Linked DNA regions of Homo sapiens: region 1 is linked to region 2. The links are chromatin contacts, found by Hi-C or POLR2A ChIA-PET in ENCODE. All regions are on one chromosome and are shown on one strand. The core of a region is the stretch at or near the end of the contact, and the rest is flanking DNA. Distances in the headings are between cores, read along the strand shown. Region 1 overlaps CYTH1 (cytohesin 1). Region 2 overlaps TIMP2 (TIMP metallopeptidase inhibitor 2).

What was found. A loop is a pair of places that touch in the nucleus more often than their neighbours do. ChIA-PET counts read pairs that join two places held with the same protein, here RNA polymerase II (POLR2A). Pooled maps may share reads with other maps.
Region 1: a pooled map shows a loop between it and region 2 (2.2-fold over the local background). The contact joins two enhancer-like sites. A Hi-C loop is called at or near these places in 1 of 50 pooled maps. POLR2A ChIA-PET finds 5 or more read pairs at or near these places in 2 of 52 experiments (Caco-2 and activated T-cell).

The regions. Positions count from the first base shown.
Region 1 is chr17:78,757,790-78,761,263 of GRCh38, reverse strand. All of the region lies in intron 1 of CYTH1 (cytohesin 1), which reads left to right. Among named protein-coding and RNA genes, the nearest start is that of CYTH1, 23 kb to the left of the region's middle. Within about 2 kb of position 1,828, at least 21 of the 41 ENCODE cell types and tissues checked have a DNase peak (open chromatin) inside an H3K27ac peak, as active enhancers do.
Region 2 is chr17:78,863,695-78,867,457 of GRCh38, reverse strand. All of the region lies in intron 3 of TIMP2 (TIMP metallopeptidase inhibitor 2), which reads left to right. The region is part of intron 1 of LOC124904068 (a long non-coding RNA gene); the gene reads right to left. Among named protein-coding and RNA genes, the nearest start is that of USP36, 25 kb to the right of the region's middle. RefSeq lists a silencer at 3,305-3,505. Within about 2 kb of position 1,562, at least 12 of the 41 ENCODE cell types and tissues checked have a DNase peak (open chromatin) inside an H3K27ac peak, as active enhancers do.

The DNA of each region.
Region 1 (3,474 bases), core at 579-3,078, 110 kb after region 2:
CTTGAAATCTGAAAACAAGAACCTCTTGAGTTGGGACTCAGAAGGTGGGGAACTGCTGTTGTGTACCAGAATGTGTGCACAAGGGTGTTTATTGTAGCATTGCTATGTGACTGAAAACTTGGAAATCGCGAGGCTGGGCGCGGTGGCTCACACCTGTAATCCAGCACTTTGGGAGGCCGAGGTGGGTGGATCACAAGGTCGGGAGTTCGAGACCAGCCTGACCAACATGTTGAAACTCTGTCTCTACAAAAAATACAAAAATTAGCCGGGTGTGGTGGTGCATGCCTGTAGTCCCAGCTACTCAGGAGGCTGAGGCAGGAGAATCACTTGAACCCGGGAGGTGGGTATCCCATTTATCAAGAAAATATATAGAGACTGTCTCTGACTTATGGTTGACTTTACGATGGGTTTATTGGGAAGTAACCCCATTGTAAGTTGAGGAGCATCTGGGATATATTTTGATTTTGAGAAGTGATGTCATCAGACTTACTTGATACCTGTAACTTTTAGAAAGATAAGTATATGATGCTTTTTGTGTAAAATTACTTTTTCACTTCTATTTAAAAGTCTTAAGTTCTGTTGTAATGCGATTTTTGATTTTCTAGTGTTTAGAAAAGAGGGTTTTAAGATAGTAGAATGTTGTTGCTTTCTTTTAAACTATATATATACATATATATACATATATATGTATGTGTATATATATATACATATATATATACATATATATGTATGTATATATATATATACATATATATACATATATATGTATATATATATACATACATATATATACATATATATATGTATGTATATATATATACATATATATATGTATGTGTATATATATATATATACACATATATATATGTATGTGTGTGTATATATATATATATATATATATATATATAAACCTGCTATTTGGATAGAGGCCAGAATTAAAACATCAGTAGTCAAAAGAGGGAATTCAGTGTTTCTTGAGTTTTTAGCTTTATATGTCTAAATTTGTAAAATTCAACCATGTATTTTCCGTTCCACATGGGCACCTTTTGCAATTGTGGTAGCAGATGTCCTAGGCAGATGAACATGCAGAAGTGGTTTGTTTAGCCTTCCCTTTTAAAGTTCGTAATCTAGTAAATTTGGGTTAGAATGGTGGTTCCCATACTTGACTAACCCGCAGAATCCCTGGAGGAATCTTTCAAAAAAGCCATTTATTCTGGTTCCTTACTCTAGCCATACCAAACGTACCAGGGCAGATCCAGGAATGAGTGAATGAATAAATACGTACATACATGCACATGCTTGTACACACATGCACACAAATATACTTCTAATGCCCCTAAATTTGGGGACCCCAGGTGTGGAAACTCACGCTTCAGAACCTCTAACTGTTCTCTCCAAGGTCACATCACACAGGCAGGCTCTGGCTTGAGTTGGCCTGGCCAGAGATGCTTCCCTTCATTTCCCGTGTTGAGTGTATAAAATGATTTCACAAGAATTTGTGCGTCCATGATTGTAGGAAGGGATGGCTGAGTGTTGAATGCATTTCCTCAGCTGTAACTATCTAATTTATGTGGTTTTGCTTTAAGCCATTCAGTATTCCGCTTGGAGGGTTTTGAACTTACAGAGGTTTTTAAGAAGAGGCTCAACAGATGAAAGAAGCAAGAATAACCAACCTTGGATTTTTGTTTTTACTCCTTTATTATAGCTACCAAGTATATAGCTACCTACCCACTTTAGCTTCCCCATGTGTCTTTGTGTGGTTTTCTGTTTTGTTCCTTTTAAGAGATACCGTCTCTTTATGTTGCAGCTGTTGCTAGGCAGCCAGTGGCCAGGTGCCAGTTTTAGAGCCCTGATCTGTACAACAGTGAGGAAGCAACCTAAAAAGACCCCTTTGCCTACCCCGTTGGATGAAAGAGAGGCTTGGCGCTGGGATGTAGACTGCTAGGCGCATGAGACCTACGAAGAACTGAGGCTGCGTCCACTTACCCAGAGTGTCTTTGGAGAGTACCTTTTAGTCCTTCCTCGGGGCAGTTGCCATATAGTCTGAAAATGAAGCCACCTCAGGCAGTGGGCTTCGATTGGCTACAATTGTGCCCTTCTTACTTTAGCACTTTGGCAAACATTGAGAAAATTATTATTATGGAAATTTTCTTTCTGTTTTGAGACAGGATCTCACTCTGTTGACCAGGCTGGAGTGCAGTGGTGTTGTCATAGCCCACTGCAACCTCGATCTCCTATGCTTAAGCAATCCTCCCACCTCAGCTTCCTGAGTAGCTAGGGCCACAAGCACATGCCATAACTCCGTGGATGCCGAAAGTAGATAACGAGACCTACTGGATCAGAATGAGGCAGATTAGTACACATCGCACAGCAAATAGCAGGAATATCAGCATGAAAGTGCTGGTGCCCCTGACCTCAAGTCTCGTGGGGTGACATGATGGGCCCAGATGATGTCTATGCATGAATTGGGTTTGCCTACAGCTGAGGAACCAAGGACCACCAAGGACTTAGCACTTTCCTTTCTTTTTTTCTTTCTTTTTTGTTTTTTTGAGATGGAGTTTCGAGTTTCACTCTTGTTGCCCAGGCTGGAATACAATGGTGCAATCTCGGCCCACTGCAACCTCCTCCGCCTCCTGGGTTCAAGCAATTCTCTTGCCTCAGCCTAGCGAGTAGCTGGGATTACAGGCATGCACCACCATGCCCGGCTAATTTTTTATTTTTAGTAGAGACGGGGTTTCTCCATGTTTGTCAGGCTGGTCTCGAACTCCTGACCTCGGGTGATCTGCCTGCCTCGGCCTCCCAAAGTGCTGGGATTACAGGCGTGAGCCACCACACCGGGCCTGGGCTTAGCACTTTTTATAGCAAGTGATAGACAGGCCAGGCTTCTTCTCCTCAATGGGGGCATGTCATGCTACAGTCTCCTTGACCAACTTCATGTCGCCAGCTACAAGAAGACAGACCTTGCAGTTTGGCACTCTCAGCAAGGACATGCAGGGATGCTTGGGGCCTCGGCCAAAGGCAGCATGATATAGATGGAGCATAGTTTAATTAATCATCCTGTCTTGTTATTTAGAAGTTTCCACTTTGTTCCTGTAAGAAAGAATCCTGTAACATTCTTGTGGATAAAGTTTTGCTCACATTTCCAGTGATTTTCTTAGGCTAGATTCCTGTAAGTGGACTTACTGGGTTAGGGAGTTTAACTTTGTAGTCTCTTGATATGTACTGCCAAATGGGTTTTCAGAAAGTGTGAATCAGTTTACACCTCATACCAGTATATGATGATACTTGTTAATTTATCCTTCCTGACATTGAATTACTATTTTTTTAAACTTTTTTTTGAATTTTTTTTTTTGAGGCAGAGTCTTGCTCTGTCACCCATGCTGGAGTGCAGTGGTGCGATCTTGGCTCACTGCAACCTCCACCTCCCTGGTTCAAGCAATTCCCCTGCCTCAGCCTCCCAAGTAGCCATGCCTG
Region 2 (3,763 bases), core at 313-2,812:
GGGAAGACTCCTGTTATCTCCCCTTGGGTAAGATCTTCCCTCCCTTCCTTAACATGCTCACAGCTCCTGCTTTGCTGGGTATCTCGGTCATCAAGACTTCTATCCCTCTCCTTGGGGATAATAGGAGACTTCCCCCCCTTTTAAGATGCATTTCTGGACTTCCTAAAATGTTTTATTATGAGCACTTTTCTTATTCTCATTCCAAGACAGAGTCTCCCTCTGTTGCCCAGGCTGGAATGCAGTGGTGTGATCTTGGCTCACAGCAACCTCTGCCTCCTGGGCAATTCTCGTGCCTCAGCCACCCAAGTAGCTGGGATTACAGATGTGTGCCCCCATACCTGGCTAATTTTTGTATTTTTAGTAGATACGGGGTTTCACCATGTTGGCCAGGCTGGTCTTGAACTCCTGACTTCAGGTGATCTGCCCGCCTAGGCCTTCCAAAGTGCTGGGATTACAGGCGTGAGCCACCGCGCCCGGCCTACAATTCAGTGGTTTTAGTATGTCACAGAGTTCTGCAACCATCACTACAGTCAAAAAGAAATCCTGTATTCTTGAGCTATTACCCTCCTGACTCCCCTCCCCCTCCCCCAGCCCTAAGCAGCCACTGGTATACTTCCCGTCTCTATAGATTTCTCTATGCTGGGCTTTCCTGGGAACGGAATCATACGTGTGACCCTGTGTAACCGGCTTCTTTCGTGTTTCCAAGGGTCATCCATGTTACAGTGTGTATCAGAATTTCATTCCTTTCTATGACTGAGTATTCCACTGTATGGATAGACCACGTTTTGTTTATCCGGTCATCATTTGATGTGCATTTGGGTTGTTGCCACCGTTTGGCCATTGTGACAAATACTGCAATGAACATTGGTGTGTGAGATTTTGCAGGGACCTGTTCTCATTTTTCCTGGGTGTATCCCTGGCAGTGGAATTGGTGGGGTCGGGGGTGGGGAGGGGTTGGGTGACTTTAGGTTTAACCATTTGAGGAGCTGGCAGACCGTTTTCCAAAGCAGCTGCACCATTTTACACGCCCAGTATTATCTATGATTTTTACAATAAGAAAAAAAAAATCAAATGGAGAAGGGTAGAGGGACAAAAACCACCTGTGGTGCAAAGATCTTACCAGCTAACTAATGCCCTCAAAAAAAACACAGAGGAGGCAGGAGAGCTGGGGTGGCCGCACAGCACGCACGGTGGCGCGTGGCAGAGGCATGGTCTGCAGTGTGGCATTCGGGGGCTGCTGCAGCTGTGCACAGAACAGAGCACGGGAGGAAATTTCCCAGCGTGTCAGCATCTGCTGTGTCTCCTTTTCAGTTCTTTCCTGTATTAAACCTTTAAAATTATGGCATTTATTACGTTTGTCATCAGAAAAATAAAATCTGGAGAGACAAGAAAGGAGACAGAATCCCCCGTGGTGCAGGGAACTTACTTCCAGTTTTCTGCATCCTGTTTGTTCCTATCCACAGGGAACAGCCTTTAAAGTAAGTCCCAGCCGTCCCAGCTCAGTTTCGTCACACTGCCCTCTAGGGGCTTTCTGGCCAAACTGCAGCGCTGCGGAAGGACTCTTGGGTGCAAAAGTGACCTTGGTCTGAGCCAGCACCGGTGTCCAAACATACCCAGCTGAATCCTCGCCCATGCTGAAGCTCTCTGTTTGTTTTTGTTTTTGTTCGAGATGGAGTCTCTCTCTGTTGCCCAGGCTGGAGTGCAGTGGCACAATCTCGGGTCACTGCAATCTCTGCCTCCCGGGTTCAAGCAGTTCTCCTGCCTCAGCCTCCCAAGTAGCTGGGATTACAGGTGCCCAACACCACGCCCAGCTAATTTTTTTTTTTTTTTTTTGAGACAGAGTTTCTGTCTTGTTGCCCAGGCTGGAGTGCAATGGCGTGGTCTCAACTCACCACAACCTCTGCCTCCCGGGTTCAAGTGATTCTCCTGCCTCAGCCTTCCGAGTAGCAGGGATTACAGGCATGTGCCACCACGCCTGGCTAATTTTGTATTTTTAGTAGAGACGGGATTTCTCTGTGTTGGCCAGGCTGGTCTCGAACTCCTGACCTCAGGTGATCCGCCCACCTCGGCCTCCCAAAGTGCTGGGATTACAGGTGTGAGCCACCGCACCTGGGCGGCATTAAGTACATTCACAGTGTTGTGTAACTATCACTATCTATTTCTAGAAGTTTTTCATCATCCCAAACTGAAACTCTCTCCCCATTAACCAATAATTCCCTGTTCCTCTGTTTGCCCAGCCCCTGACAACCACCTTTCTACTTCGTCTCCATGAATTTGCCCATTCTAGACACCTCGTACAGGTAGAGTCATACCTCCTTCCATAGCTGAAGCATTGCACTTAGCATAATGTCCTCAAGTTCATCCATGTTGTAGCATGGGTCAGATTTTATTTTATTTTATTTATTTATGAGACGGAGGCAACAAAGCCCAGGCTGGAGTGCAGTGGCGCGATCTTGGCTCACTGCAACTTCCGCCCCCCAGGTTCAAGCAATTTTCCTGCCTCAGCCTCCTGAGTAGCTGAGGTTACAGGCATGCACCACCACGCCCAGCTAATTTTTGTATTTTTTTAGTAGAGACGGGGTTTCATCATGTTGGTCAGGCTGGTCTTGAACTCCTGACCTCAGGTGATCCGCCTGCCTTGGCTTCCCAAAGTGCTGAGATTACAGGCTTGAACCACTGCACCCGGCTGGTAGATTTTATTTCTTTTTATGTGCATACATTTTAAAGTTTCCAAAATATGTAATACTCTTCTAAGTTGAATTCTATATATGTTTTCAAATTGTTAACATTTCCATTAACTTTTTAACTCAGATACTACTTAGTATCTCAAGGAGGAGGCACGAGGTTTTGATGAGGACACAGAACTAAAGGTGCCAAGTGCAAACAGTTTATTGCATAAAGAAAATAAGGAAATGGGCTGACCATAGTGGCTCACACCTGTAATCCTAGCATTTTGGGAGGCTGAGGCAGGAGGATGGCTTCAGGTTAGGAGTTCAAGATCAGCCTGGACGATATAGCAAGACCCTATCTCTACAAAACAGGAAGGGAGGAAGGAAGGAAGGAAGGAAGGGAGGGAGGAAGGGGGAGGGAGGCATGGAGGAAGGGAGGAAGGGAAGGAGGGAGGGAGTGAAGGGAGTCAGGGAGAGAGGGAGAGAGGCAGGGAAGAAAGGAGGGAGGGAAGAAGAAGGAAGGAAGGAAGGAAAGAAGAGATGAGCTGGGTGTGGTCATGTGCACCTGTAGTCCTAGCTACTTGGGAGGCTGAGGCAGGAAGATCTCTTGAGCTCAGGCATTTGAGGCTGCAGTGAGCTAGGACTGCACCACTGCACTCTAGCCCAGGTGGCAGGGCGGGACCCTGTCTCTGTTTTAGAAGAGAAAAAGATAACGACTAAGTGTCATGAAAAGATGTGAAGAAATACAATGAGATGCCCGAGTGAAGGCTCTGAAAACACCTGCTCGAGTTCGAATGTGTGCTCTGACACCTGACTCGTTAATGTCCTTGGCCAAGTAACTTTACCTGTCTGTGCCTCCCATGCCGATCCGTACATGGGGGATGATGACAGTAGTATCTGCCCCACGAGGGGTTGTTGAGAGGATGAAAGTGGGAGTAGGAGACCAGAAATGATGATCACAGAGATGCTGGTTATCTTGGTCAGGCCCCACTCAAGGGTAGCTGATAATTTTATGTCTTACACTGGAGATGACAGTGACCCATACACGCAGCACAGCACTGCATGAAAAGCTGGTGAGTCGATACAGAGAGTCA